Regions from separate parts of the Homo sapiens genome. Here region 2 is linked to region 1. Evidence: read pairs that join two places in POLR2A ChIA-PET (ENCODE). Cell type or tissue: Caco-2. All regions are shown on one strand. Each heading gives the region's core, and the rest is flanking DNA. Links, peaks and the distances in the headings are about the cores only. Region 1 has its middle 31 kb from the start of XLOC_009911. Region 2 overlaps SPPL3 (signal peptide peptidase like 3).

Evidence for each region. ChIA-PET counts read pairs that join two places held together with the same protein. Peaks named below come from ENCODE experiments on the same cell type or tissue, not always from the same donor. Only the 100,000 strongest peaks of a DNase experiment are listed, where the experiment ranks them.
Region 2: POLR2A ChIA-PET joins it to region 1 with 8 read pairs; 3 of 35 experiments call an interaction of 5 or more read pairs at or near these places.

Annotation. Positions count from the first base shown.
Region 1 is chr12:120,928,014-120,943,381 of GRCh38, forward strand. No RefSeq gene overlaps it. Among named protein-coding and RNA genes, the nearest start is that of XLOC_009911, 31 kb to the left of the region's middle. RefSeq lists an enhancer at 619-1,426 and a silencer at 793-1,087. In Caco-2, for the core only: no CTCF peak of the experiment used is centred there; a DNase peak (open chromatin) is centred at 9,318.
Region 2 is chr12:120,821,451-120,836,818 of GRCh38, forward strand. All of the region lies in intron 1 of SPPL3 (signal peptide peptidase like 3), which reads right to left. Among named protein-coding and RNA genes, the nearest start is that of SPPL3, 75 kb to the right of the region's middle. RefSeq lists an enhancer at 1,438-1,507. In Caco-2, for the core only: no CTCF peak of the experiment used is centred there; no DNase peak of the experiment used is centred there.

The DNA.
Region 1 (15,368 bases), core at 7,535-11,534:
TATATATAATATAGATAGATATAATATATTATATATAATATAGATAGATATAATATATTATATATAATATAGATAGATATAATATATATTATATATAATATAGATAGATATAATATATGTATAATACAGATATATTATATATAATATATGTGTAATACAGATATATCATATATAATATATGTGTAATACAGATATATCATATATAATATATGTATAATACAGATATATCATATTATATATATGTATAATACAGATATATTATATTATATATAATATGTGTATAATACAGATATATTATATTATATATAATATGTATAATACAGATATATTATATTATATATAATATATGTATAATATAGATATTATATATGTATACTACAGATATATTATATATTATATATTATATATTATATATTATACATATATTATACATATATGCTATAGTATACATATATTATAGATATTATAGATATATCATATATTATATATATCTATAATATATCTATATATTATAGATATATATATTATATATATCTATAATATATCTATATATTATAGATATATATAATATATGATATATCTATATCTAGATATATCTATATCTAGATATATCTATATCTAGATATATCTAGATATAGATATATCATATATTATAAATATTATAATATATCTATATTATAATATTATGTATATTATCTATATTATATATAATATCTATATTATCTATATTTTATATATTATATATATATATATATATATATATATATATATATATATATATATGTAAAGGGGCCCTGTTTACAGCCACACCCTCTGTCCTGATGCTCCAAACACCCACATCTAGGCCAGTAGGAAGGAAGTCCTGTCTTCCACACAGGTTCCCTTCACCAAGTATCCCAGGAATGCTCTGGGTTCCGATGGGGCTGTGGGTTGTCAGCAGGGCTCCTTCTAGGTCTGGAAGGGGCTGCTTCAGCTGTGGCTAGAGCTGCTCTTTGCAGGCAGAAGGCCCTCTGCCTGCTGTCTGTGGGTCTCAGGCACTGCACCACGGCCCACTTCCCTCCAGGGCCTGTCTTTCTCGGACGCTTACTCCTGACCCCTCTCTCCAGCCAGCCCCTGCAGTGCCTTCTGTTGAGCTCTGTGAAAGAGTGGATTGGGCCCCAAGTGAGCCCTCTTCGTCTCAGAGCAGTGAAGGCTATGGGAGGATGAGGAGGGGCTGAATCTGGGGGTTCAAACACAGCCTCAGATTGTTTCTGGAACCCCCCTTCTCTCCAATCTCCAGACTCAGCCCTCAAGTCAGGCGGGCTGGGTGTCTTCCTTCTGCAGTTTTCTCCTGGAGCACCCCCATCCCCTCCCGCCCCTGCAACTTCTGTCTGTACCTGGCAAACCTGTTGGGCTGGTTTGGAGTTTTCCGAATCCCAGGTTCAGACACCGGACATGATGTCATTTATTTCCCAGGAAGCCTGTGGGTCCCACGTAACTCAGGGGGATGGCTGCACACATTCCACACAGTGTCGTGCCTACCCACTCATATTCCATCTCCACAGCTATCGGGGGCATCTTTCCAGAGCCCATAGGACCCCTCTGAAGGGCACTGTGGTGTGATTGCTCCGCCCTGGCCCAGCCAAAAGCAAAATAAAAACCCAAGAACTCTGCCCAACAATACAAAAAACAGGGGAAGAGGCTGGGCATAGTGGTTCATGCCTGTAATCCCAGCACTTTGGGAGACCGAGGTGGGCAGATCACTTGAGGTCAGGAGTTCGAGACCAGCCTGGCCAACATGGTGAAAATCTGTCTCTACTAAAAATACAAACATCAGCTGGATGTGGTGGCATGCGCCTGTAGTTCCAGCTACTCTGGAGGTTAAGACAGGAGAATCGCTTGAACCTGGGAGGCAGAGGTTGCAGTGAGCTGAGATGGTGCCACTGCACTCCAGCCTGGGTGACATAGCGAGACTCTGTCTCAAAAAAAAAAAAAAAAAATCAGGGGAAGAGAATGAACATTTCTCAAGCACTCACTATGAGCGAAGCATCCCACTGGGTCCTTCCAAATGTAAGATCTCAGAATCCCCTCTTTCATAAACTTTTAGTGAACACCTACTTTTCTGTATCATACTTTATGGACCTGATTGAATTTTCGCAGCATTCCTGTGAACTATTATTTCCATTTCAGAGTTGCAAAGACTGAGGCTCAGAGAGGTTAAGGGACTTGCCCAGGGTTACACAGCTCTCCAGTGACGCTAGGGCCTGTGCTCCTCTCACTTAGCCACATCCCATGCCCAGTTGTGGCCTCCAAAGACAGGCTCAAGGAAAACAAGGCATGACCCGCAACATTCTACTCATCTAAACAAGAGGTGCAAACTCTTTTTTTTTTTTTGACACAGAGTCTTGTTCTGTCGCCCAAGCTGGAGTGCAATGGAGCGATCTTGGCTCACTGCAGCCTCCGCCTCCCAGGTTGAAGTGATTTTCCTGCGTCAGCCTCCTGAGTAGGTGAGATTGCAGGTACGCATCTCCATGCCTGGCTAATTTTTGTATTTTTTAGTAGAGACAGGGTTTCACCAAGTTGGCCAGGTTGGTCTTGAACTCCTGACCTCAAGTGATCCACCCACCTCGGCCTCCCAAAGTGTTGGGATTACAGGCTTGAGCCACCATGCCCGGCCAAGAGGTGCAAACTCAAATGCCTCCTGGATTCAAATAATTTAATTAAAAAAAAACTATTTATTTATTTATTTGAGCCAGGGTCTCACTCTGTTGCCCAGGCTGGAGTGCAGTGGTACAACCACGGCTCACTGTAACCTCGAACTCCTGGGTTCAAGTGATCCTCCTGCCTCAGCCTCCTGAATAGCTAGGATTGCAGGTGTGATCCACTGCACCTGTCCCCAAATAGATTATTTAAATGAGTGAAGTGGTCACATCCCATCTAAAGGGGGTAGGTTCCACTCAACTTCAGCTGAATGTTGCTATGTGGGACTGTGGGTAGGTACGGCCAGATCTTCTGATTTTTCAAGAAAATCTGGGAATCTGAAACTTTAATATATTTCCAGACAAAGCACATCCAATGCTAGCTCTATCAGGCTGACAATTTGACCCTCCGAACTAAAAGATCCTCCATGATGTTTGGAAGGGTTCTGGGCCTATAAGACAGCTGTTTTTGAGTTTTGTACTGTGTTTAGACCCTCAAGATACCCCTGTTTCTGGGGAGAGAAGGTTGAAAGCAGAAGATTCACAAGACATGCACAACCAAAAGGCATAACACATTTAAGGAAAGACGTGTGGCTCTATCATTCTATCACAGGACCACTTGAAGGTCTGAACTCATTAGGGGCTTCAGTTGCCAAAAATGGAATCTAATTCTGGGTAACTTAGCCAGAAAGAAATTTGTTAGAAGGATATCTGGAAGCTTAGAGAATTGGCAAGAGAAATAGGATCAGGAAATTGGCAGAAACCAAGGGGAGCTGAATGGCTGCAACCAGCGCTAAGGATTTTGCCAGAAACAGCTGCTGCCACTGTGGGACATAGGAGACCACATTAATTCTAGACCATCCCTTTTTCTAGGTACCCCCCACCTTGTGTTTCCAGAGATTTCTTTCTTTCTTTTTACTTTCCTTTTATTTTGAGATGGAGTCTTGCTCTCTCTCCCAGGCTGGAGTGCAGTGGCATGATCTCGACTCACTGCAACCTCTGCCTCCCGGGTTCAAGCAATTCTTGTGCCGCAGCCTCCTGAGTAGCTGGGATTACAGGCACACGCCACCATGCCCGGCTAATTTTTTTTTTTTTTTTTTTTTTGAGACGGAGTCTCACTCTGTCACCCAGGCTGGAGTGCAGTGGTGCGATCTCGGCTCACTGCAAGCTCCGCCTCCCGGGTTCACGCCATTCTCCAGCCTCAGCCGCCCGAGTAGCTGGGACTACAGGCGCCCGCCACCACACCTGGCTAATTTTTTGTATGTTTAGTAGAGATGGGGTTTCACCATGTTAGCCAGGATGGTCTCGATCTCCTGACCTCGTGATCCGCCTGCCTCAGCCTCCCAAAGTGCTGGGATTACAGGCGTGAGCCACCACATCCACCCTAGATATTTAATCGAAATGATCCAGCTTGGTGAGGGCAAGTATCTGACCCTCTTGTCTTTCAATATCGGAATAAAGAAACTGAGCCTCAGAGCAGGCTCATGACTTGCCCAACGTCACACAGAAAGCTTGTGGTCAAGCCACATGTCAAATCCAGACCTCCTGACTCTGGTTTTCTAATCGAACTGTAAAGTGCTTCAGGACTCATGAGAAGGGAGAGGAATGTGAGGCATGGCGACCAGGAATGAGGCACCTTGGTGGAAGTGGAGGGTGGAAGATGGAGGAACATCCTAAAGGATGGCTAAAGCTGGGAGAGAACACAGGGGAGAAATGAAAATAAAACAATGCTATAAAGGGGCTGGCGTGGTGGCTCACGCCTGTAATCCCAGCACTTTGGGAAGCCGAAGAGGGCAGATTGCCTGGACTGAGGAGTTCAAGGCCAGCCTGGGCAACGTGATGAAAACCTTCCTCTACTAAAAACACAAAAAATTAGGCCAGGCTCGGTCGCTCACGCCTGTAATCCCAGCACCTTGGGAGGCCGAGGTGGGCGGATCACCTGAGGTCGGGAGTTTGAGACCAGCCTGACCAACATGGAGAAACCCCATCTCTACTAAAAAAATACAAAATTAGCTGGGCATGGTGGCACATGCCTGTAATCCCAGCTACTTGGGAGGCTGAGGCAGGAGAATCGCTTGAACCCAGGAGGCAGAGCTTTCGGTGAGCCGAGGTGGTGCCATTGCACTCCAGCCTGGGCAACAAGAGCGAAACTCCACCTCAAAAAAAAAAAAAAAAAAAAAATTAGCCGGGCGTGGTGGCAGCATGCAGCTGTAGTCCAAACTACTCGGGAGGCTGAGGCATAAGAATTGCTTTAACCTGGGAAGTGGAGATTGCAGTGAGCAGAGATCATGCCACTGCACTCCAGCCTAGGCAACAGAGCAAGATTGTCTCAAAAAAAAAAAAAAAAAAAGGGTGCAACGGAAGTGAAGTCACAGAGGAGAAAATGCTGTCCTAACTTAGGGCTGGACAGTTCTTTTTAGAGCTGGGGTTGACCGGGCAGGGTCAGGTTTATGAGAGGACACTGAAGCCACGCGTAGAAGAGGCGTGTGGACTCTGCCAGCTGTCAGCACACCGGGCTGTCACGATGCACTCAGGTTCCAATAATGTGCTGAGAATGCAGGAAAGGCAGCTCAGGGCTTTATAGACTCGCTGCCCCCAGTCCATCCAGAGGCCCAGAGAGGCCAAGCTACTCACCCAAGGACACACAGGCCTTGAAATCTGATACTTTCTGAATCCCAGCACTGCATGGCCTTTGCGTTCTGTGAGTGGCTCACACTGGGGAGCTGGTGACACCCTGACATGGGCTCCATACTTGCTGCTCCTTCTGCTTTTCTTCCAGTGGCACACTTGAGGGATGCAGGGACTCACATAGGACCAATTCCTGCCCCACTGTGTCCCCTAAGTAACCCACATCCAAAATATATCCCGAATTCAGCCATTTTCCTTCTTAGGTCAATTCATTCCTTCTCTCTCTCTCTTTCTCTCTCTCTCCTCTGTCAGAGAGACAGGGTCTTGCTCTGTCACCCAGGCTGGAGTGCAGTGATGTGGTACAATCATAGCTCACTGCAGCCTTGAATTTCTGAGCTCAAGCAATCCTCTTGCCTCAGCCTCCCAACTAGTTGAACTACAGGCATGTGCCACTGCATCCAGCCAAGTTTTTTTTGTTTTTGTTTTTAGTAGAGACAAAGTCTCGTCATGTTGCCCAGGCTGGTCTCAAACCCCTGGGGTCAAGCAATCCTCCTGCCTTGGCCTCCCAAAGTGCTGGGATTACAGGCTTGAGCCATGGCGCTGCCACCGCCTACTCCTCCTCCTCCTCCTCCTCTTCCTCTTCTTCTTCCTCTTCTTTTTTTTTTTTTTTGAGTTGTACAAGAAAATGAGAGGCCAAAGGCCCGTGATTTACAGGCAGCCTGGTGGAGGAGAAGTGGTGTGTAGTGCTGTTACATGGTCTCTAGGGCCATATACTCCGGTTTGAGTTTCTAGTTCTTTGACTATATGACTGTGGCTAAGCAATGAAGCTTTCTAGACCTGCGTTCTCATTCATTAAATAGGAATGATAACACCTCATAAGTATCTAAATGAGATACTGTAGGTAAGTGTACATCATAGAATTTTAAATCTGGTAAGTGTGTGGTAGGCTGAATAATAACCCCTAAAAGATGTCCAGGTCCTGCCGGGAGCAGGCTCACACCTGTAATCCCAGCACTTTGGGAAGCCAAGGTGGCGGGATCACCTGAGGTTGGGAGTTCAAGACCAGCCTGACCAACATGGAGAAACCCCCTCTCTACTAAAAATACAAAATCAGCTGGCCGTGGTGGCACATGCCTGTAATCCCAGCTACTCAGGAAGCTGAGGCAGGAGAATTTCTTGAACCCGTGAGGTGGAGGTTGCGTTGAGCCAAGATCGCGCCATTGCACTCCAGCCTGCGCAACAAGAGCAAAACTCTGTCTCAAAAAAAAAAAAAAGATGTCCATGTCCTAATCTCTAGAACTCTAGAACCTATGATTATAGGAAAGGAGACTTTGTAGATGCATCAAATTAATATTTTTGAGATGAGGAGATTATCCTGGATTATCTAGCCCAATATAATCACACAGGTCCTTGGAAGAGGTGGGCACACCAGAGTGAGCGGTAGCAGATTTGACGATGGAAACAAGAGGTTGTAGTGATCGATGAAGGGAATGTGAGCCAAGGAATGCAGGTGGTCCTCTAGAAGATGAAAAAGGCAAGGACACATTCTTCCCTCAGAGCCCTCACAGGGAACTAGCCCTATAAAACCGATGTCAGATTCATGACCTCCGCAACTATGAGAATAAGCTTGTGTAAAGTCAATATTTGTGGTAATTTCTACAGCAGCAGTAGGAAACTAATATAGGATGTTACTCACATTTATTCATTTGTTTACTTATTTATGAGACAAAGTCTCGCTCTGTTCAGGCTGGAGTGCGGTGGTGTGATCTCGGCTCACTGCAACCTCCGCTTCTCAGGTTCAAGTGATTCTTCTGCCTCAGCCTCCCAAGTAGCTGGGATTACAAGTGTGCACCACTACAGCTGGCTCATTTTTATATTTTTAGTAGAGATGGGGTTTCACTATGTTGGCCAGGCTGGTCTTGAACTCTTGGTCTCAAGTGATCTGCCTGCCTCAGCCTCCCAAAGTGCCAGGATTACAGGCATGAGCCACCGTGCCCAGCCTCTTCTTCTTTTCTTCTTCCTTCTCCTCCTCCTTTTTTGATTGAGATATAGTTCACAAACTATAAAATTCACCCTTTTAAAGTGTGCAATTCAGTGGTTTTTAGTGTAGCTATCAACTTGCCCAACCACTTTCATAATCTACTTCCAAACCATTTTTATCTTCCCCAAAGAAACCCCACACCCATTCACCGTCATTCCCCATTCTCTCACCACCCCCAACCTCAAGCCCTTGTCAACATCTAATCTAATTTCTATCTCTATGGAGATGCCTATTCTGGACATTGCATATAAATGGAATCATACGATTTACAGTCTTCTGTGTCTGGCTTCTTTCACTCTGCAGAATGTTTTCAAGGTTCATCCATGTTGCAGTGTGTCAGTACTGCATTCCTCTTTTTTTTTTTTTTTTTTTTTTTTTTTTTTGAGACAGACTCTTGCTCTGTTGCCCAGGCTGGAGTGCAGTGGCACGATCTCAGCTCACTGCAACCTCCGCCTCCTAGGCTTAAGCAATTCTCATGCTTCAGCCTCCCGAGTAGCTGGGATTACAGGCCTGTGCCACCACACCCGGCTAATGTTTGTATTTTTAGTAGAGATGAGATTTTACCAGGTTGGCCAGGCTGATCTTGAACTCCTGGCCTCAAGTGATCCACCCACATTGGCCTCCCAAAGTGCTGGGATTACAGGCATGAGCCACTGTGCCCAGCTGCATTGCTTGTTATGGTCAGAATGATTCTATTGTACAGATAGGCCACATTCTGTTCCCTCGGTGGATGGACATTTGGGTTGTTTCCACTTTTGAACTACTATAAAGCTGCTATGAGCTTTCATATATAAGTTTTTGTGTGAACATGGTTACTGCTTGCCTGGATGAGACCGTTAACCTCCTCACTGGACTCTCAGCCTCTGCCCTTAACCCACACAGGGTCCATCCTCCTCACAGCAGCCAGAGGAGTCCTTTGAAAGTCAGGTCATGTCATTCCTGTGTTCTAAACCACCAGTGGCTCCCCAGTGCCCTGAGGATAAAGTTGAAGACCCAGCACAATCTCCACCCCAGCTCCAGCCCCACTTCTTCTTCACTGGCTGGCTCTCAGTTCCTCAAATGAGCAATCCTCCTTCCTGCCTCCCTCCCTCTGCAAGTGCCGGCCTTCTGCTTGGAATGCTTCTCCGGCTCCTTATTCCCTTCTGCCTTTAACTCCTCTTCATCCTTCAGGTCTCCAGGGAAAATCAGGGTTCAGGGAGGCCTTCTTTCTCTCTCTCTCTCTCTCTCTTTTTTTTTTTTTTTTGAGACAGCATCTCACTCTGTCGCCCAGGCTGGAGTGCAGTGGAGCGATCTCGGCTCACTGCAGCCTCAACCTCTGCGTCTCAGCCTCCTGAGTAGCTGGGATCACAGGCACGCACCACCAGGCTGGTGAATTATTTATTTATTTTTTGTGACAGAGTTTCGCGCTTGTTGCCCAGGCTGGAGTGCAATGGTGCAATCTCAGCTCACCGCAACCTCCACCTCCCAGCTTCAAGCAATTTTCCTGCCTCAGCCTCCCGAGTAGCTGGGATTATAGGCATGCACCATCACACCCGGCTAATGTTGTATTTTTAGTAGAGATGGAGTTTGTCCATATTGGTCAGGCTGGTCTCGAACTCCTGACCTCAGGTGATCCGCCCCCCTCAGCCTCCCAAAGTGCTGGGATTACAGGCGTGAGCCACTGCGCCCGGCCTGAATTTTTTAGTTTTTTTGTAGAGACTGGGTCTGGCTATGTTGCCCAGACTGGTAGGGAAGCCTTCACTGATCTTCCCACTAAGAGGCACTAGGGGTGGGTAATGAGGTTGGAAGGGCAGAGTGAGGGGGTTTGTCTTGGAGCTACCTGTTGGTCACTGTAGAAGACGTTGTGGGTGTCCTGCCCAGATCCTTTTTCTCAGCAGATGCTTCCATTCCCCAGCTGCTAGGAGTGTTGGCTGCTCCCTTCTCCAGAGAACTGTGTTCACGCAAGGGGCCCTGCCACTCCTGGGAGGTTACGACATCTCCATTCCACTCCCCTGCCTAGCAGCCTGCAATGACATCAAACGGGTACAAAAGGCTGGCCTCAGCCAGGCTCAGTGGCTCACGCCTGTAATCCTAACACTTTGGGAGCTGAGGCGGGCAGATCACCTGAAGTCAGGAGCTCAAGACCAGCCTGGCCAACATGGTGAAACCCCGTCTCTACTAAAAATACAAAAATTAGCTGGGCATGGTGGTGCATGCCTATAATCCCAGCTACTCCGGAGGCTAAGGCAGGAGAATCGCTTGAATCCAGGAGGCAGAGGTTGCAGTGACCCAAGATCATGCCACTGAACTCCAGTCTGGGTGACACAGCGAGACTCCATCTAAAAAAAAAAAAAAGGCTGTCCTCCTTGCCTCAAGGTGGGAGGATTCCATGGCGCAGTTTAGACTCCAGTGCACACCCTCCCCATGGTGTGGGTCAGGCCAAGAATAGACTTTACCTGAGGCTTGGACCCTGATCCTCCCCATCCTGCTTCCTCTCCCTCACTCCTTAGTGAATTGTGTATGCCTGTCTCAGACTCCACTTCTAGGGAATTCAGAAATAAGATAATATTTTCCTTTCCATGAGATTGACAAATTGTCCATGTCAATATCCAGCCTTTCCCCTCCCTACTCCTGCTCATGGAAATGAAAGGGAGGAAGGCTAAACCCACCCCCAACCCCTCTTTGGCACTGCCCCTGTGGGTCAGTATCCTGTGAGTGCTTCCCAGGGCACGACACACTTGCCGCCCCTACATTCTTCACTTGTTTTTGTGACTGTTTGTTTTTTTAGAGACAGGGTCTCACTCTGTTGCCCAGGATGTGGTTCAGTGGCACAATCATAGCTCATTGCTCAGTGGCACAATCACAGCTCATTGCAGCCTCCACCTCCCAGGCTCAAGCCATCCTCCTGCCTCAGCCTCTGGAGTAGCTGGAACTACAGGTGTGCATCACCCCACCCAGCTCATTTATTTATTTATTTATTTTTACTTTTCATAGAGATGAGGTGTTACAGTATTGCCCAGGCTGGTATTGAACTCCCAGGCTCAAGTGGTCCTCCCCACTTGAGCCTCCCAAAGTGCTGGGGTTACAGATGTGAGCTACTGCACCCAGCCCTACTGTTGATGGCCTCTCCCCAACTTGATTTTAAGTTCTCTAAGGGCAGGAACCTCATCTGTCTCATTTTCTACCTTATACTCACTACCTGGCACCTTGGGGGACCCTAATAAATATCTGGTGAGGGATGTTCCTTGTCACCCTGTTTATAATACCAAGAGACGGAAAACAACCTAAATGTCCATGAAAGGAGAATTATTAAATATATCATAGCATGGCTTTACAATGGAATACTATACACCCATTAAAAATGAACAGGGCTGGCACAGTAGCTCACGCTTGTAATCCCAGTACTTTGGAAGGCCGAGGCAGGAGGATCACTTGAGGCCAGGATTTTGAAACCAGCCTGGGCAACACAATGAGACCTTATCTCTACAAAAAATAGAAAAAATTAGCCAGGCATGGTGGTGCATGCCTATAGTCCCCAGCTACCCAGGAGGCTGAGGCAGGAGGAAGATTTAAAAAATGAACAAAGTAGATGGATGTGCACTGATATAGAACAATCTCCAAAGTGTACAGCTAAGTGAAAAAAAGCTAGGTGTGGAATGGAATGGTATGTATAGTATGCTATTCTTTGTGTTTAAAAAAGTAGGCATTTTCAAAGACAAAAGCTCCAGAATATACATAGGATTACAAAAATACTCAGCAAGGTAAAACTCACAGTTCCACAACCAGTCAAAAAAAAAAAGTATATGTACATTTTGGCTTGCTTATCCATAGGAGATTAGCTATCTCTACAGTGGGAACCTGCATGTCTACATGAGGTGGAAAGGGAACTTTTCACTCTATACCTTCTGTCTTCTGAATGTTTACTATGTTCACAGCTTAGCTATTCAAATAATACATAATCTTTAATAAGTTTTTGAATGAATGAATGGAGCTGGAAAAAGAAGCCCTTTTCATGCTCTCTATACAAAAATGGCTAAGTCCCGTCCAGCTTGGGCAATACAGTGAGACCCTTCTCTGCAAAATACAAAATAAAAAAACTAGCCAGGTGTGGGGGTGTAGTCCCAGCTACTAGGAGGCTGAAGCTGGAGGATCACTTGAGCCCAAGAGATGGAAGCTGCAGTGAGCTATGATCATGCCACTGCACTCCAGCCTGGGCAACAGAGTGAGATTCTGTCTCTTAAAAAAAGAAAAAAAGAAAAAAAAAAAAGACCCTCTGGTCAGCTGGGCTTGCTTCCCCAGCAGACTTCTTCCTTCCTTGATTTCATAGACCCACATGCAGCCAGCAGCTCTGGGTCCACTTCCCCATTGTCCTACAGCTGAGGCCAGAGACGTCAAAGAAACCTCAAGGCACCTCCCAGTCATCAGCCAACCGCTTGGGAACCAGCATAGGGCAATAGAAAGGACGTGGGATTTATTTGCTATATGTATTTCTGAAGCCTAAGAAAAAAAATGTGCAAGCACTTTGACCCAGAGATTCCATTGCTAAGAATTTATCCCAAAGAAACAATGAAGGATTATGCATAAATCTTTAGCTACAAGGATATTCATGGAATGATTGCTTATGACAGTGGGGAAAAAAACAGAAACAACCTGCAGGAATAGGAAACTGACTAAATGAATTAGGCTGCATTCACGTGAAACACTGTACATATTCCTTATGCAGCTTATGGTATTTTTTTTAAGAGATAGGGTTTCGGTATGTTTCCCAGGCTGGAGTGCAGTTGCTATTCACAGGTGCGATCATAGCATCCTACAACTTTGAACTCTTAGGCTTGAGCAATCTTCCTGCCTCAGCCTCCTGAGTAGCTGGGACTATAAGTGCATGCCACTGTGCCAGCTTCCTTTTTTTCTTTTTCTTTTTCTTTTCTCTTCTTTTTTTTTTCTTTGGGACAGAGTCTTGCTCTGTCACCCAGGCTGGAGTGCAGTGGTGCAATCTTGGCTCATTGCAAGCTTTGCCTCCCGGGGTTCACACCATTTTCCTGCCTCAGCCTCCCGAGTAGCTGGGACTACAGGCGCCCGACACCACGCCCGGCTAATTTATTTGTATTTTTAGTAGAGACGGGGTTTCACTGTGTTAGCCAGGATGGTCTTGATCTCCTGACCTCGGGATCCACCCGCCTCGGCCTCCCAAAGTGCTGGGATTACAGGCGTGAGCCACCGCGCCCGGCCACTGTGCCAGCTTCTTATGCAGTTTTTAAAAAGTTGTTTAGTCCTGGCTTACACAGTGAAACCCCGTCTCTACTAAAAATACAAAAAATTAGCCGGGCATGGTGGCGGGCGCCTGTAGTCCCAGCTGCTAGGGAGGCTGAGGCAGGAGAATGGCGTGAACCCAGGAGGCGGAGCTTGCAGTGAGCCGAGATCGTGCCACTTCACTCCAGCCTGGGCGACAGAGCAAGACTCCGTCTCAAAAAAAAAAAAAAAAAAAAAAAGTTGTTTAGGCCAGGCACGGTGGCTCTAGTGGAGTAGATGACATCTCTTACTAAAAATGCAAAAATTACCCAGGCGTGGTGCTCTGTGCCTGTGGTCCCAGCTACTTGAGAGGCTGAGGCATGAGTATCACTGGAACCCAGGAGGGGGAGGTTGTAGTGAGGGGAGATTGCGTCACTGCACTCCAGCCTGGGCAACAGAGTGAGACTGTCTCAAAAAAAAAAAAGTTGTTTAAAGAAAGAAAAGGGCAAATGAGGCCAGATGTGATGGCCCATGCCTGTAATCCTAGCACTTTGGGAGACCAAGGCGGGAGGATGGCTTCTAGTCCAGGAGTTCAAGGTTACAATGAGATATGGTTGCACCACTGCATTTCAGGCCGGGGGACAGAGTAAGACCCCATCTCTTTTGTTTTGTTTTTTTGAGATGGAGTCTTGCTCTGTCGCCCAGGCTGGAGTGCAGTGGTGTGATCACTGCAACCTCTGCCTTCCGGGTTCAAGCGATTTTCCTGCCTCAGCTTCCCAAGTAGCTGGAGGGATGATCCACCATGCTCAGCTAATTTTTGTATTTTTAGTAGAGAAGGAGTTTTGCCATATTGGCCAGGGTGGTCTCAAACTCCTGACCTCAAGTGGTCCATCCCCTTTGGCCTCCCAAAGTGCTGGGATTACATGCCCGGCCGAGACCTCATCTCTTAAAAACAAAAACAAAAACAGAAAAAGAACCAATGAAAGGGATATCTAGTGTCAGACAGAGCTTGGTTCAAATCCCTGTTGTACTACTTATGAGTAGTGTGAGCTCCATCTACTGAGCCTCTGTTTTCCCGTTCTGTGAAATGGGTCTATCAAATACCATGTATTTATCAGGATTGGCTCACTACTGTAACAATGACAAATATCTCGCTGGCTGAACACAATGAAGGTTTATTTCCCTACCCCACAGAGTCTGATGCAGATGTTCCCAGGAAGGTAGAAGTCCTGGGCAGTCTTCTTCCAGCTGGTGGACTCTGGGCAGATGTTCCCGGGAAGGTAGAAGTCCTGGGCAGTCTTCTTCCAGTGGACGCTGGGATTGGGTTCCTTTGCATAATAAGGCTCCACCATCTTAAACTCTTTTGCCCTCATCCTTATGGACAGGAGACAGACAGAGCATGAAAGATCAGACTGGATGTTTTATGACCAGCCCTGGTGGGCGGGTACATCCCTTCTGCCCACTGACAGTGCAAAGTACATGTCCCTTTCTAGCTGCAAGGGGGCTAGGAACTGTAACCCAGTCAGTGCTCAGAAAGAGGAAATAGGTTTGGTGAGCCCTTTTTTTTTGTCTCATGGGGCTCCTCCTCCTCCTCCTCCTCCTCCTCCGAATGAATGAATGAATGAATGAATGAATGAATGAATGAAATAATTTAAACACAGTGGCACAGGGCAAGTGCTTAAATGTGTCAGGCATCTTTTCCTCCCTCCCTTCCCTTTATGGTTGATTCTAGATAGGACCACCTTGACTCTTCAAAAATTGATGCCCTCCTGAAGTTTTCTGTATGTTGAATCAAGATGTTTATGTGAGCTGGGCATTGTAGATGGGCTGGGCTTGGTGTCTCATACCTGTAATCCCAGCACATTGGGAGGCTGAGGTAGGAGGATTGCTTGAGGCCAGGAGTTCAAAGACCAGCCCAAACAGCATAGCAATACGTCATCTCTTAAATTAAAAAAAAGATGTTTATGCTGGTGGGGAAAGAGGGTGAGGTACACTAGAGGGCAAGGTGTCCATTTAAAGGAGGCCTGGAGAAGAGACCACCCATTCCACCATTCCACCCTCACCCTACCTCTCTTAGGCCATAGATGTTGCCAAAGGAATACCTGAGGCTGGGAAATTATAGTGAAACTCCGTCTCAGAAAAAAAAATATTAGCCAGGTGTGGTGGTGCGCGTCTGTAGTCCCGTGGGAGGCCCAGATGGGAGAATCACCTGAACCCAGGAGGTAGAGGTTGCAGTGAGCCAAGATTGCGCCACTGCACTCCAACCCGGGTGACAGAGTGAGATTCTGTCTCAAAAAGAAGGAAAGAAAAGAAAAGAAAGAAGAAAGAGGGCCAGGCAGGGTGGCTCACACCTGTAAACCCAGCACTTTGGGAAGCTGAAGTGGACGGATCACTTGAGGTCAGGAGTTTGAGATCAGCCTGGCCAACACGGTGAAACCCTGTCTCTACTCAAAATACAAAATTAGCTGGGCGTGGTGGTGAGCACCTGTAATACCAGCTACTCGGGAGGCTGAGGCAGGAGAATCACTTGAACCCTGGAGGCAGAAGTTGCAGTGAGCAGAGATCGTGCCATTGCACTGCAGCCTGGGGGACAAGAGCGAGATTTTTGTCTCAAAAAAAATAAAAAATAAAAAAAAAAGAAAGAAAGAAAAGAAAAGAAAAGAGAGGTAGAAGAGGTCACGTGAGCACACAGTAAGAAGGTAGCTGTCTACAAGCCAGAGAAGAGGCCTCAGAATAAAATCTACCTTGCCAACACCTTGATCTTGGACTTCCCAGCCTCCAGAACTATAAGAAATAAATTTCTTAGCCAGGCA
Region 2 (15,368 bases), core at 3,817-7,816, 110 kb before region 1:
TGGTTTCCTCGGACAAAGCCAATAGGTACAAGCTGGATAAAGCAGTTTTGCATTTTTATTTGGCCAAGGGACTTATTTACAGAAAAAAAAAATTATAATACAGCTTTTGAAGGTATCTTTGTATCATGATCCAAGACTGCTTTAGAACTTGTACAAAATAAATCTCCTTAAAAACTTGCAAAAATCTATGTTAACATGCTGGTTGAAATTACTATTTCATAAGAAAAATGCTACTGGATATCTAAATACCCTCTCAGGATATGTGCTCATAAAACTTACTAAAGCCTAGGTATTTGCCCCAAATAACTGAAAGCAGGGACTCAAACATACTTGTACACCAATTTTCACAATGGCTGGGCCGTGAATAATGGGTTGGGTTGGGTGGAAGTAACCCAAGTGTCTATCGGTGAATGAATGGATAAATAAATTGTGGTACAGCCATCCAATCAAATATTATTCATCCTTAAAAAAGAAGAAAATTCTGATACATGCTACAACATAAATCAACTTCAAAAACATGATGCTATGTGAAATAAACCAGAAAAAAGAGACAAATATTGTTATGACTCAACTTATATGACAGACCTAGATTAGGCAAATTCATAGAAAAAGAAAGCAGAATAGCGGATACCAGGACTGGAGAGAAAGGGAATGGGGAGTTTTTGTTTGATGCATACAGAGTTTCTGTTTGGGATGATGAAAAAGGTCTGGAAATGAATAGTGGTGACTGTTGCACAAAACATAAGTGAACGTACTTAATGTTACTGAACTGTACACTTAGAAAAAGTTCAATGGTAAATTTCAAATTGTATGTTATGTATATTTTACAATAACAACTTTTATAAAACTTAAGGAAAATTTTAAAAACTGCTCTTAACCTCTAAAAGAACTGGTTTTTACTGTATCTGTTTCATTAAAAGATTATTCCCTGCCATTTAATGCTGATAATAGTTTTAGAAATGATTCTAGAAACGAAGTCTTAAAAGCATCCCTACAATTCCAAAATCTAACTTCAAGAAGAAAATTTCCAGTGACTTTTAAAAATGAATGCTACAGATTGACATTTAGTTATTTCCTGGGGGCTAACCTCTCCTAGTGACAAATTCTGTGGACAAGCAAACAGGAGCCTAAGAGTTTAAATCACAGTTCATCCCTTACTTCTATCAGGACAAACTAGGGTTTCTGTCTGGGATGATGAAAAAATTGAAGAAGGAAAGTCTCTTGAGCCCCAGAGCAAGGAGGGATTAGACAGACTGAATTTCAGTAGCAAATCTCCAATGACCCTGGGGGCACACTTCTACCTGCATATACCACGGTCACCTCAAATTCAACACATCTAAAAATCAAACCAAATCTCTCCATCATCTTGCAGTATCTAATGTCTGTTACAAGCTCCAACTAGAATAAATACCTCTGGTCACTGTTCTGTCCTATCTTATGTATCACCACATGCATGAGGACTCTGCTAGGTACTAGCACTCCATGATAAAGACTCAGCCCCTACCACCCACCAAGAATTGCCTAACAGGGAGACAAAAAGAAGTAAACAGGTTGCCAAATTAAACAGACAGGTGTAGGAACTCAGCATGGAGGCCTATGTGACAGTGCGACCTGCTGGGAGTTCACAAAGTAGTCAAGCAGTTCAGTTGGGCTAGAGAGGAGAGAGCAAGAGTGAGTGATCATGCGTGCAAGAGACAAAAAGCAAGAGCTAGAGCATATTCCCACAAAGGTGTCTGTGAGAGACGGAGAGTGTGTGTGTGGGGGTGGGGGGTGGGGGGGCGGCGGCGGTGGCGGGGAGGACAGAGAACAAAAGGAAGAAAGGCCAGTTCACATAGGGCTACCAAAGCTAGGGATCTGGCTGTATTTGCCGTCTTCACTGGTATCTCCTTGTCACACTGTGCCTTCTATCCCCAGCACTCCATGGAATTTGCTCTCCCCAAGATCATCAACAATCTTGTTGTTACTTAATCTAGTAACACTTCAGTCAATATCTTACTTGATATCCCCGCTCCCCTTGCAGGATCTGACAACAGTAGCCACTTCCTTTTCTTGAAACAATTTTATCCCAGCTCCCACGACATCCTACTGGATTTCTTCCCTGCTCTCTGGCTCCGTATTTTCTCCTTCTCCTCTGCCCATCAGGGCTCTGTCATCAGTTCTCTTTACTTCTTACTCCACATCTCATCTCTGGGTGATACTGTCTACTCTCATGCCTTTGGTTATCATCTATATAGGCTGATGATTCCCTTTTCCAAGTTGTAACAGCAATCTTTTACTGAGTCATGTGCCCAGCACTGTCCTAAGAGCTTCCCATTATGATCCCCATTTTGTACAGATGAAAAAACAGAAACATAGTGGGGTGAATTAACCTATTTGTTTTACTATAGTCATTGTGTTTTATATAATTCACTCTATCACAAAGACATTTTTTTTTTTTTGAGACGGAGTCTCACTCTGTCGCCCAGGCTGGAGTGCAGTGGCGCAATCTCAGCTCACTGCAAGCTCCGCCTCCCGGGTTCACACCATTCTCCTGCCTCAGCCTCCCAAGTAGCTGGGACTACAGGCGCCCGCCACCAAGCCCAGCTAATTTTTTCTATTTTTAGTAGAGATGGGGTTTCACGGTGTTAGCCAGGATGGTCTCGATCTCCTGACCTTGTGATTTGCCCGCCTCAGCCTCCCAAAGTGCTAGGATTATAGGCGTGAGCCACTGCACCCAGCCCACAAAGAAATTTAAAAGAATGGCACGAAGAATTGTTAGGAAGAAGCAAGCTGAAGACCTACGTATCACATAAAACCACTTTTATTAAAAATGGGACTATTTCACATTTCTGTATTATTTGAGTTTTTAAAATAACACTAAAATTTTTTTTTAATGGAACACAGGATTCTGGTGGAAACGTTAGCAAAAAAGACAAAAAAGTGTTAGTGATGTCTGATTTGGCTATATTTTTCACTTATACTAAATACTAAAAGCTTGTGTTCTTCAGTCGGATATAGAATTTAACAAGTAATACTACAGAGTAAGTTCTATAGCAGAATTTAATTTTCAAAGAGCCCAATTTAAATACAATGGTTTTCTTAAACTTTTATTTTTTCTGAGACAAGGTCTCACTCTGTCACCCAGGCCGGAGTGTAGTGGCATGATCACGGCTCACTGCAGCCTTGACCTCCTTGGGCTCAGGTGATCCTCTCATGTCAGCCTCCTAAGTAGCTGGGGAGACAGGCGCATGCCACCACATCAGGCTAATTTTTTTTGTTTGCAATTTTTGTAGAGATGGGGTTTTGCCATATTACCCAAGCTGGTCTTGAACTCCTAGACTCAAGTGATCCTTCAGCATTGGCCTCCCAACTTGCTGGGATTACAAGCGTGAAGCTGCCTGGCCTTCTTAAACTTTTGACACTGTTTTTCACACAGAAAAGAGTAACAAACTTCCATGCCCTATTCATTTGAAAAGACAATTTAAAAACACTTAAGTAGCTACTGTAACAACATATTTCTAGAAAGCTTAACTGCAGATGGAATGGAACAAATGTTAAAGGGTAAACATGCCCCCCACCCCCAGTCCCTTTCTCATAGTGTGCCCTTCCTTATATGACACTACCTTAAGTCTACTGGATAGTCATTATATTTATAACACAAATGGAATCTTAATTACTAACACCTTAAACTCATTTAAAAAAAAAGGACAGATCCAAACTTACATAATGTCAGTTTGATCCAGAACAATGTTCACAAATTTTAATTCATTAAATCCAAAATAATAAAGTTTTACTAAATTAATAATTGAAAAACTATATAATCCAGCCAATTATTTAGTTTGAAAAAACAAGCCTGACACACTAAAAAGGAAATTATGGCAAAAGCAGCCCCAATTCAGTTAACTGAATTTGTTATCAAACAGACCTGATGTATTCAGAGAAAAATTTTTCTGTGAGTTAGGAAACACTAAAGAGCATCTGTTTATTGAGCACCTGAAAGGAGTTTGGCTTGGTAGAGAGAAAAGAGAGTGGAGGTGAGAAAACAAATCCCAAAAGAATAAAGGTCATGATCTTAACTCTCTAGTAACAGGGCACATGTACACAGGAATATCAACAGGAGCAAATATCGCTTGTCTTACGGAAGAATGGAATTCCAGAGAGACTCACTGCAAGATCAGCTTCTGTTTACAGAGGGGTTAAATTATGGTGTACTTGAAGTCAAGGTTTGTTAGCAGGATTTTAGCTGCTGGAGTTTTAACGTCACCTGAAAACATTGCTTTTATTCAACTAGTAGAGTAAAAATCATAAGAGTCTATAATATTTTTGGAAAATCAGTCAGGCAGAAATATTCAGTGTAGATAAATTGGGCAGAAGAGACTAGAATCAAGGAGACCAAGTAAGATTCTTATGATAATCTAAGCATGAGGTGATCAAGTCTAGGTTAGTACGAAGTGGAAAGAGGAGGTGCTATAGTCACAAACTATATTTTGAAAGAAGAACTAATGGGACCTCTCTTTGTCCAGGGTGTCTATCTCTGGTGACACACTCACTGGTCAAGAGAATGAAAGCAGGGCAAGAGTTAGGACGGGCGCAGTGGCTCACGCCTGTAATCCCAGCACTTTGGGAGGCTGAGACAGGAGGATTACCTGAGGTTGGGAGTTCGAGACCAGCCTGACCAACATGGAGAAACCCTGTCTCTACTAAAAATACAAAATTAGCCGGGCATGGTGGCACATGTCTGTAATCCCCGCTACTCAGGAGGCTGAGGAAGGAGAATCGCTTGAACCTGGGAGGCAGAGGTGGCGGTGAGCTGAGATTGCACCATTGCACTCCAGCCTGGGCAACAAGATTGAAACTGTCTCCAAAAAAAAAAAAAAAAAAAGAAAGCAGGGCAAGAGTCAAAATTTCCATGGGTTATGACAAACTCAAACCTAGACCTACCTGCCTTGCCCTCTAACAGTGCTGGATACCTGACTGGGCATCGAAATCCCAATTTAGGCACTCATGTATGTGGCAGAGACAGTTAGAGGTCACAACTTAAGGCAGAACCCTTGACACGGATCACCTCCACCTGGCCTAAAGCTTACCTAACAGCAAGCCCAAACAGCACCACCAAACAGTGCCAGGGGAAACCTGTTCAGTGTTACACAGCCTAGTAAGTGATAAGAGTCTCTGCAAAATCGCTCCATAAAGCAGACACTCAGCTGTCTCTGGCCTTAGCAATAAGAAGAATATTTAATACCCTCGTTTTTCAGAAGTATATACAAAGGATCAATGACTAAGGTCTTTGATCTTTAGCTTCTCTAAAAAGATTCACATTAAATAATGTCTTGGAGTTTTCACCTAAGTTTATACCTGGAGTCCTGCTGTCCAGGACTCCAGGAGGGGAGAAAACACCAATACAATCTACTGTTTGAAACTAAAATAACAATGAGATGCCCTGGGTGATTTTATTTATGAATTTTCTAATTAATCCTGACAAAATTGAGACATTCATAAAATGAGTGTCAAAATTTAAAAGTCATATACTGGAAGAGGTTATTTTTATTTGGTAGCTGTAAAGGGTGCTGGACTCTGTTCTCCAGTTGGTGATTTCTACCAACCCCGAGAATGTTTTCAGAGGAAACTTGACTTAGCAGGAGTCAAATTCTTGGTTAGAGTTTAAATCACAGTATTTTGAAAGTGTGGGTTTTAAAGATTTTTCCAAACTATGTTTTCCTCTATATAGGGGGGCCACAAACAGCCAAACAAAAGTTATCTGAACTTCTTTATATAATAAACATGAGAAATACCCTTAACAGGGAAGTAGTTCTTTAAAAACTATCCAAGAAGCCAGACAAAACTTATTTGAAAGGCCTATGAGACCAAGAAATATAACTGCTGCTATAATAACAGGAACAATAATAATAATAATAATAATAATAATATAATAATATAATAATAATAACAATAATAATAATAATACTTTGGGGGCTCTTACTGAGTTGCTAGACTTCATACAAGCTGTTTACATTTTCCTCATTTCATCTTTTCAACTTCTCCCTGAGGAACATACTTCCACTATCAGCTTTAGAGATGAGGATACTGAAGCAGAGAGATGAACTAGTTTGTCCAAGGTCAAACAGCTGCACAGCTTCAAGGAAGAAGAACTAGCATTCCCATCCAGGCAGCCTGGTTCTAGATCCAGAGGTCATGCTTTAAACCATTTTACAACACTCCCTAGCTCAACCTGGCTTGTGCCCCCCAGCCTCAGCTGGGATCATTAAGTTGTATCATGAATCAAAACGCACCCTCCAAGAGCTAATGGTAAACACCACACATGGACCATTTTCCAGACTGGCCCATAAAAACAAGTCTCAAATAATTTTTTTTTTTTTGAGACAAGTCTCACTCTGTTGCCCAGGCTGGAGTGCAGTGGTGCCATCTTGGCTCACTGCATCCTCCGCCTCCCAGGTTCAAGTGATTCTCCTGCCTCAGCCTCCCGAGGAGCTGGGACTACAGGTGCACACCACCACACCTAGCTAATTTTTGTATTTTTAGTAGAGATGGGGTTTTGCCATGTTGGCCAGGCTGGTCTCCAACTCCTGACCTCAGGTGATCTGCCTGCCTCAGCCTCCCAAAGTGTTGGGATTACAGGCATGAGCCACCACGTCTGGCCTAAGTCTCAAATAATTTAAAAGAACTGATATTATACGAAATATGCTCTCCAACTACAATTTAAATTAGAAATCACCCAAAGGAAAATCTGTGAAAATCCCCAAATATGTGGAAATTAAACACACTCCTAAATAACCCATGGGTCAAATAAGAGATCACATGGAAAATTAGAAAATATCTTGAACTGAATGAGGATGAAAACAAAACATATCAAAATATGTGGAAGGCAGCTAAAGCAATGTTTATACAGGCAAATCTACAGCATTAAGTGATTATACTGGAAAATAAAAAAAGGTTCAAAAATCAAAGTTTTTGCCTTAAAAAAAACTAGAAAAAAAAGAGCAAATTAAACTCAAATCAAATAGAAGGAAGGAAGTAATACAGAGCAGAAATCAATGAGACTGAAAACTACAAAATTCCTTTCTGCAGAAATCCATCGGCTAGTTCCAAAATTTGTATGAAAGCAAAGGAAGTAGAATAGCTAAAACAATCTTGGGGAAAAAAAGTTGGAGGATTCACATTAACTGATTTAAACACTTACTATAAAACTACAGTATTTATAGTGTGAATTGGTGAGGAATACACGTACTGTTCAATGGAACATAGATTCCAGAAATTCACAAATTTATAACCAATGAATTTCTAACAAAAGTTCCAAGAGGAAAGAAAGTCTTTTTTGTTTGTGTTAGAGATGGAGTCTTGCTCTGTTGCCTAGGCTGGGGTGCAGTGGCGTGATCACAGCTCACTACAGCTTCGAACTCCTGGGCTCAAGAGATCCTCTGCCTCAGCCTCCCGAGTTGCTGGGACTACAGGTGTGTGCTACCACTTCCGGCTAAGTTTTTTATTTTTATTTCTTGTAGAGATGGGGGTCTCTCTATGTTGCCCAGGCTGGTCATGAGCTCCTGGGCTCAAGTGATCCTCCTGCCTCAAGCCTTCCAAAGTTCTGGGATTAGAGGCATGAGTTATTGGGCCCAGACTAGGAATAGTCTTTTCAACAAACAGTGTTTGAACAACTGGATGTAAATATGCAAAACAAACAAAAAGCCTCACACTGTATGCAAAAACAGATCATAAGCTTAAATGTGAAACTGAAATCCATAAAGCTTCTAGAAGAAAACAGAAAAATCTTTGTGACATTGGGTTAGGTTAAAAATTTCTTAAAACACAGAACAGATCATAAAAGAAAATTTGATAGGTCAGACCTTATCAAAATAAAAGCTGCTCTTTGGCTGGGTACGGTAGCTCACGCCTGTAATCCCAGCACTTTGGGAGGCCACGGCAGGCGGATCACTTGAGGTCAGGAGTTTGAGACCAGCCTGGCAGACGTGGTGAAACCCCGTCTCTACTAAAAATACAAAAATTAGCCCGGCATGATGGTATATACCTGCAGTCCCAGCTACTCTGGAGACTGAGGCAGGGGAATCGCTTGGACCTAGGGGGCAGGGGTTGCAGTGAGCTGAGATTGCACCACTGTACTCCAGCCTGGGTGACAGAGGGAGACTCTGCCTCAAAAAAGAAAAAAAACAAAACAAAACTGCTCTTTGAAAGACACTGGTCAAGAAAATGAAAACACAAGACATAGACCAGGAGAAAATTCTGCAAAATACATATCAAATAAAGAACTGAGGCTGGGTGTGGTGGCTCACACCTGCAATCCCAGTACTTTGGGAGGCCGAGGTGGGCGGATCACCTGTGGACGGGAGTTTGAGCCAGCCTGGCCACCATGGTAAAACCCTGTTTCTACTAAAAATATAAAAATGAGCCAGCTGTGGTGGCAGGCATCTGTAATCTCAGCTTCTTGGGAGGCTGAGACAGGAGAATCACTTGAATGCGCGAGATAGAGGTCGCAGTGAGCTGAGATCGCACCATTGCACTCCAGGCTGGGTGACAAGAGCAAAACTCCATCTCAAAAAAAAAAAAAAAGAAGAGTAAATTTCACTGTTCACGAACTACACCTTTAAAAATCTGACTTTAGTATCCCAGTGAAAAGACAGTTAAGATGGTGGCTGGTACTGGGGTGAAACTCATGGTAGCTGTGAGAAGTTATCTGGTCTTAGATACATTAATATTTGGAAGATGTATCTACAGGATTTCCTGACAGAGTGAACACAGAGCATGAGTGAAAAAGAAGCCAAAGATGACTACGACCAAGCAACTGGGAGAATGAAACACCATCAGCTGAAACGAGATGGAATAAGGGAGAGGGGAGGGGGAAGGAGGGGGGAGGGGGAAGGGAGGGGTGGGGGGGAGGTGGAAAGGAGGGGGGAGGGGGAAGGGGTGAGGGGGAAGGGGAGGGGGGAAGAAGGGGGAGGGGGAAGGGGAGGGGGAAGAAGGGGGAGGGGGAAGGGGAGGGGGAAGAAGGGGGAGGGGGAAGGGGAGGGGGGAAGAAGGGGGAGGGGGAAGGGGAGGGGGGAAGAAGGGGAGGGGGAGGGGTGGGGAGGGGGAGAGCAGAGGGGAGGGGAGGGGAGGGGGAGGGGTGGGGGAGGGGGGGAAGGAGAGAGAGAGAGAGAGAGAGAGAGAAGGTGTACATGCATATGTTGGGGAGAGCAAGGGTGGTGAGGAATTCAGTTCTAAGCTTCCAGTCTGGTATAAAACAGAGATAATCCCATTACTTATCTCATAGTTTTGTTGTTTCACTTTGGGTAAACATCACTGCATTCCTTCATTTCACTTAGAAGTCCTATCAGGCTGACTTTTTTGTGACCCTAGAAGGAAGCCCAGCCATCACTTAGTTCTGCTTACTGTAGCTTGATGGATGTGATGGTTAATTTTATGTATCAATTTGACTGAGCTAAAGGATGCCCAGCTACGTGGTTATACATTATTTCTGTTTGCTGCCTATTTCTGTGTGTGAGAGTGTTTCTGGAGGGGATCAGCACTGAAGTGGGAACTGAGTTCAGCAGATGATCCTCCCCAGTGTGGGAGGGCATCATCTAATCCACCAAGGGCCTGAACAGAACAAAAAGGCGGAGGAAGGGCAAATTCTCTCTCTCTCTCTCTCTCCTTGAGGTGAAACATTCAACTTCGGTCCTTAGACATTCCCACTCTTGATTCCTGGACCTTCAGACTCAGATCAGGAGTTACACCATCGGCTCTCCTGGCTCTCAGGCCTTTGGACTTGGACTCAGTTTCACCACTGGCTTTCCTGGTTCTTTAGCTTGCAGATGGTGGTGCTTCACAGCCTCCATCTCTGCCCGAGCCAATTCCTATATAAATCTCTTCTTACATACACATCATATATACCCTATTGGTTCTATTTCTCTGGAGAACCCTAATACAATGGGTCCTCCAGCACTCACCCCAAATTAAGCATGTTTCCTTTTACAAAAGGTAGAAATGTCCACTCTTCATAAGTCCTTTAATCAGGTCCCATTCAAACTCCTCTAAAATAAATTTCTCCAAAATTCTATTTCTATATTCCACTTTGCATGCTCACTGTTTATGCCACTGTTTATGTGAAGCAGAGGTTAGGATACCTTGGGAATTCATGTCTCAGCCACTTGTATCTCTAATACAGCTTTCCCTTCCTACTGTGGAGTTTATCATTTCCACTAATAGGTGTGTGCTTAATAAAAACAAAACATGAATTGCTTCTCTTCTCCCATCTCTTTAAGCCATCTGTTCCCCTGTAGTTCTGTAGTTCCTTATCCTTTTTGCAGAGGCTCTCCATTTTCTCCTTTACACTGTCATTTTAATCTGGGAGTTGAGAGAAAGAATCTGATAATTGCCACCCCCTCACACCACTACCACCAAAGAAGCCACTACGAATTCCCACTGAAAGCCTTTTGTTCTAAAGGGAGAGCCAGTCCTGTGCCTACTGCAGTACTGTCACCTAGAAACCAAAATTCTCAGCTGACATAACATTTCAGGACTAATCTAATTCCTAAGAACTACTCAGCACAGTTCAAAATATAAAAAACCAGCTACAGCTCTTGCCTCTTTATCACCAATCTGAAATCTCAAACTGTAAATTCATAATAGCAATTGTATCTGCTTAGTTTTATCGAGCTTTTCCTATGTGTGGGGTACTGTGCTAAATAAGTGCTTTAACTGAATCAGCTCATTTAATACTCAAAATAACCCTGTGACAACATTTTCATTATTATTACTCATAAAAACAGGACACCTTGGAGATAAGCAAGAAGCAACATTTAGACTGTGTACCACAGAGTAGGACATTTAATTAATCCCCCAAGAATTGTGAGATTGGTTTTGCCTTATATTATTATTTTCTGACTCTAATATTAAAAAAGAGAAAGAAAAATACAGGTGTGCCACCTCTTAAAGAAAATGAGCTATTTGGGGCCAGGCACGGTGGCTCACACCTGTAATCCCAGCACTTTGGGAGGCCAAGGTGGGCGGATCACCTGAGGTCGGGAGTTCAAGACCAGCCAGACCAACATGAAGAAACCCCATCTCTACTAAAAATGCAAAAAATTAGCCAGGTGTAGTGGCGCATGCCTGTAATCCCAGCTACTCGGGAGGCTGAGGCAGGAGAATCACTTGAACCCGGAGGTTGCAGTGAGCTGAGATCACACCATTGCACTCCGGCCTGGGGAACAAGAACGAAACTCCGTCTCAAAAAAAAAAAAGCTATTTGGAAATGAAAGTGAAATTCTTTTTATTTTACTTGGAAATCCTTATATCCAAGGAAGAAACCCAAGATTGCCCTCACAGCAGGTCCAAAGCTCACCATACCATATAGGAGGCCTGTTTCCATACTGTAGTTTAATATTAGAGATTTGAGTTGCACAGGAAGACTCTTTACAAACAACCAGTGTGTTAGACAAATGTTTTACTGAGCACTTCCAAAGCATAAGAGACTATTTTAGGCACCACATCAGCACTATGGGGATCTGGTGATAACTCACTGCTTCTGAGTCAAGATTACAATCTAAGTAATAAGATGTGCATAAAATAACTTTAAATGCACTACAAAGAAATCTACATTTCAATAAAGGAACATAAGCACTATAGGAGTTCAGAGGAAGAAGAGATTGCTTCCATCGGAGAAGGTCAAATTAGCCCCTTCTGAAGAGGTAAAATTCGAATTATTCTTGAAGAATAAGTAGGATCTGAAAATGTGAGATCCATTAGGGAGAATAAGATTCAAAAGCAAAGGGTACAATAAGAACGATGGCATAATGACAAAGAAGTGTGGGGCATGTGTTAAGTACTTGGAGCTTACTTGGAGCATGGGTACCAGAAAGGGAACAGAGGAAAACAGGGTTGGCCAAAGAGGTTAAATGTGACTGTGGCAGGCCTTAAAAAGGAGACAGCCTCGATAGGAAACTAATATAATATTCTAGGAAGAACGTCTGAATCAAGGCAGACACCAGAAACATTTTAACAAATAGGATGGAGAGCATTTGGGAATGACTTAGTATGAGGAGCAAGAGACATGTAGGAATGAAGCTGGGTAAATGAGAGGATGGTAGTAGGTTAATAAAAACATGAAACAAGCCAGGCGCAGTGGCTCATGCCTATAATTCCAGCCCTCTGGGAAGCTGAAGTGGGAGGATCACTTGAGGCCAGGAGTTGGGAGACCAGCCTGGGCAATATAGTGAGACTCCATCTCTCCAAAAAAAAAAAAAGAAAAAAAAAAAAAGGAAAAAGAGAAAAAAAGGAGGAAAAACAGATGCATACAACTAGGGAGAAAAAAGAGTTGTTGAGTTTTAAAGTGTGTGTGTGTGTGTGTGTGTGTGTGTGTGTGTGTGTGTGTTGAGTTTCAAGTGACAGAGGAATATTTAAGTGGTGAGATCCATTTTTAATTTATATAACTGAAGTGGGCTCTAAATGCGGGGCTACAGCTGAAAACTGAGATCTCATCTTGACACATACACATGAAGCTGACTGTGAGTCTGCACAGTACTGACCTTTGAGAATAAGCATGCATACAGGGTGACACATTTTCACATGTGCTCTACTTTAATCCTTATGAAGCAACCTTGTGAGAGAAATATTATGATGTCCTGAAATTATAGTATTTGGCCTGTAAGTTCTTCCTAGCCAACGAGTTCACAGTTAGAACCAGTTTTACGTTAACCACATCTGCTGAATACAGAAAAAAGGAAACCACTACAGATGGAATTTTAAGTCTTCAGTTTATAACAGACAATCGAGAGAGAATGAGAATGTTTCAGTTCATTTTTACTCCTTGTAGCTGCCTGACCCTTCAACACAATCATGTGCTAACCAGTTCCAAGCCAACTATGCCCCTGGTTAACAAATGGGCAATGGAGTGGTGAAATGTGATCGGTGGTCCATGAAGTCTTTTTGGTTGTCTCCAACAGGGGTTGGAGTGGGCTCTGAGTAGGGGTGGTTGGTGGGGACTCTGCCCTCTGAAGTACCCTTTGAGAGACTGCCCAGAAGAGAGATAGGCCATGAACAGCTTCCCCGTAAACACCTTCATAATCGGGAGGTGGGAAGCAGAGGAGAACCATGGATGTTGCCAACCAAGGAGATGTTAGAAATCTTTGCTAAAACAAATGAAGGCATTTCCTCTCCCGTCGCCATACTCCTTCTGCAATCTTACACTCATTCTCCTTTTCTTTCACAGTGAACAGAGATCAGCTGTGCTATTTTCACCATTAGTATGAAAACCAGTAAATGAAGGTCCTATACTACTCTAGTTTAACCAGAGCTAAAAATAACCTTTTGTGTTTCCCTTTCTGTACTCTTTTCATTAACAATAAAACAAGTGTTCATAACTGTGTGCACACAGTAGGTAAAATGTGCCAAAACTATACAATAATTAATCTTTTAAATCATCACATGGAATCTGATAACATCTTATAAAAACTAACCCTCCAACTAATAACTGAAACACACATTTCTGAACTATTAATACTTTAGAGATGGAAGAAAAACAGTACAAATCTATTTTATAGGGGTGAAAAATGAGGTTCAGGCAGCTTAGTTTGTTGTAACATTCTTGCCTCATTTTGAAACTCTTCTATGTTAATCACCTTGGTATTATATTACCTCTCTGCATACATCTTATTTGTCCTGTTAGACCACAGTCTCCTGGAAAACAGGGACCCTGTTCCAACTTCCTTTTAATGATGTCTAACAATATGCTCCACAGATCGACAGTGCATACTAAATGTCTGTAAAATCAGTTATCACTCAGAAAGGAAGGCAGAAGGAAGCTCTTAGCCAAATAACATATAATTCTAAACTCAGAGTGAAAAATTCATTTTATTTTTGAAACCACACCTACCCTTAACCATCCTCATGATTTATGAAATACTCTCTAAGCATGTAGCCCTTGCTAAACAGTAGTTCTTTCGTTATCTCTCCTTCAAGAAATCTAGGCAAGCTTGTTCGTTAGTCATAGATGTTATACATACAGTTATAGATGATCAAGAATTCTGACGATGAAGTCTAAGATCTATCCTCTGACCCACTGTGCTGTCACTCTTACAACAAAACGAAGGAAGCTTAACATTTTATAGTCAGAAAAATCTTGAGAAAATGTTTTACTGGTTTCATTTCCTTGATTGAAAAACTCTTCTCCCTCTTAAAAGATCTCTTCTATGTTGATAGTATCTTGAAAAACAATATCCTTATGCCTTCATGTAAAAAGCTTAATGTAAAGACAGAAATCTGTGTGGTCTCTCCAAGTCGGTATTACAGAATTCTGGCACTACATATACAAGCCCCTGCTATTTTAGGATCACAAGAAACAGCTAGCCTGGGAAAATGAGAGAGAGGTGAACCATTCCTAACATCTTAACAGCCACTTCAAGCAACCACTTGTTCTGCAAATACCACAGGCCCCTTGAGAATCCTTAGATTTGGTTGGTAACTTAAATTCTGGCAACTTCCCTTGCAACAGAACTGTTCTATCTGAAATGGGCATTAGCAACAGAAAACTATGTAACCATATCACATTCTCCTTTGTACTTTTTATGAAATTCAAATGAGTTCACATTTCAAAATTGAAGTAAGGTAGCATTTACAACAAATCCAAGCAGACCCATGTGCCATCATTTCTGTAACTTTGGAGTGTGCACCACATTGTCTGTAAAGCTGGCCACCAAGAATGCCTCTCATCTCTGCATATATCTGCTACTCTTCCCACCAAGAAGGGGAGTCTATTTCCCCTCCCCTTGAATCTGGGCTATCCTTGCAACTTTCTCCAACCAAAAGACGGCTACAGAAAGCAGGCTGTGCCAGTTTTAGGCCTAGATTGAAAAGAGATCTAGCAGGCTCCACTTTTGCTTTCTTGGCACCTGAAGCTGGCATGCAAGGAAGTCCAGGCTCTCCTGTTGGAAAGAGGCCACACAGAGAAAGAAGCCTAGCAGAAGACAACTACATGAGAAAGGTTGTGGGGAGGAGCACTTAGACACCTCAACAAAAAGCCAGTACCAAGGCTCTATGCATGTGAATGAGACCATCCTGATCCTTCAGTGCTGGTAGAGTCCGGCAGACACCACACGGGACAAAGACAAAACCATCCCAACTGAGCCCCTGCCCAAATGCAGATCTGAAGAATCATGAGCAAATATAGCATTTCTGGAAGGACAAAACTTTAAAATGGCAAACAGATTAGTGGCTGCCAGGAGTTAGGGACCGGAGTGAGAATGGAGGGTTAGCACCGGGAAGGTGTGGGATATGCTTACAAAAGGGCAACCCAAGGGATACTTTCAGTGTTAGTTCCATTCACTATCCTGACTGTGGTGGTGCATACAGAAACACAGGCAGGTGGTAAAACTGTACACGCCTTA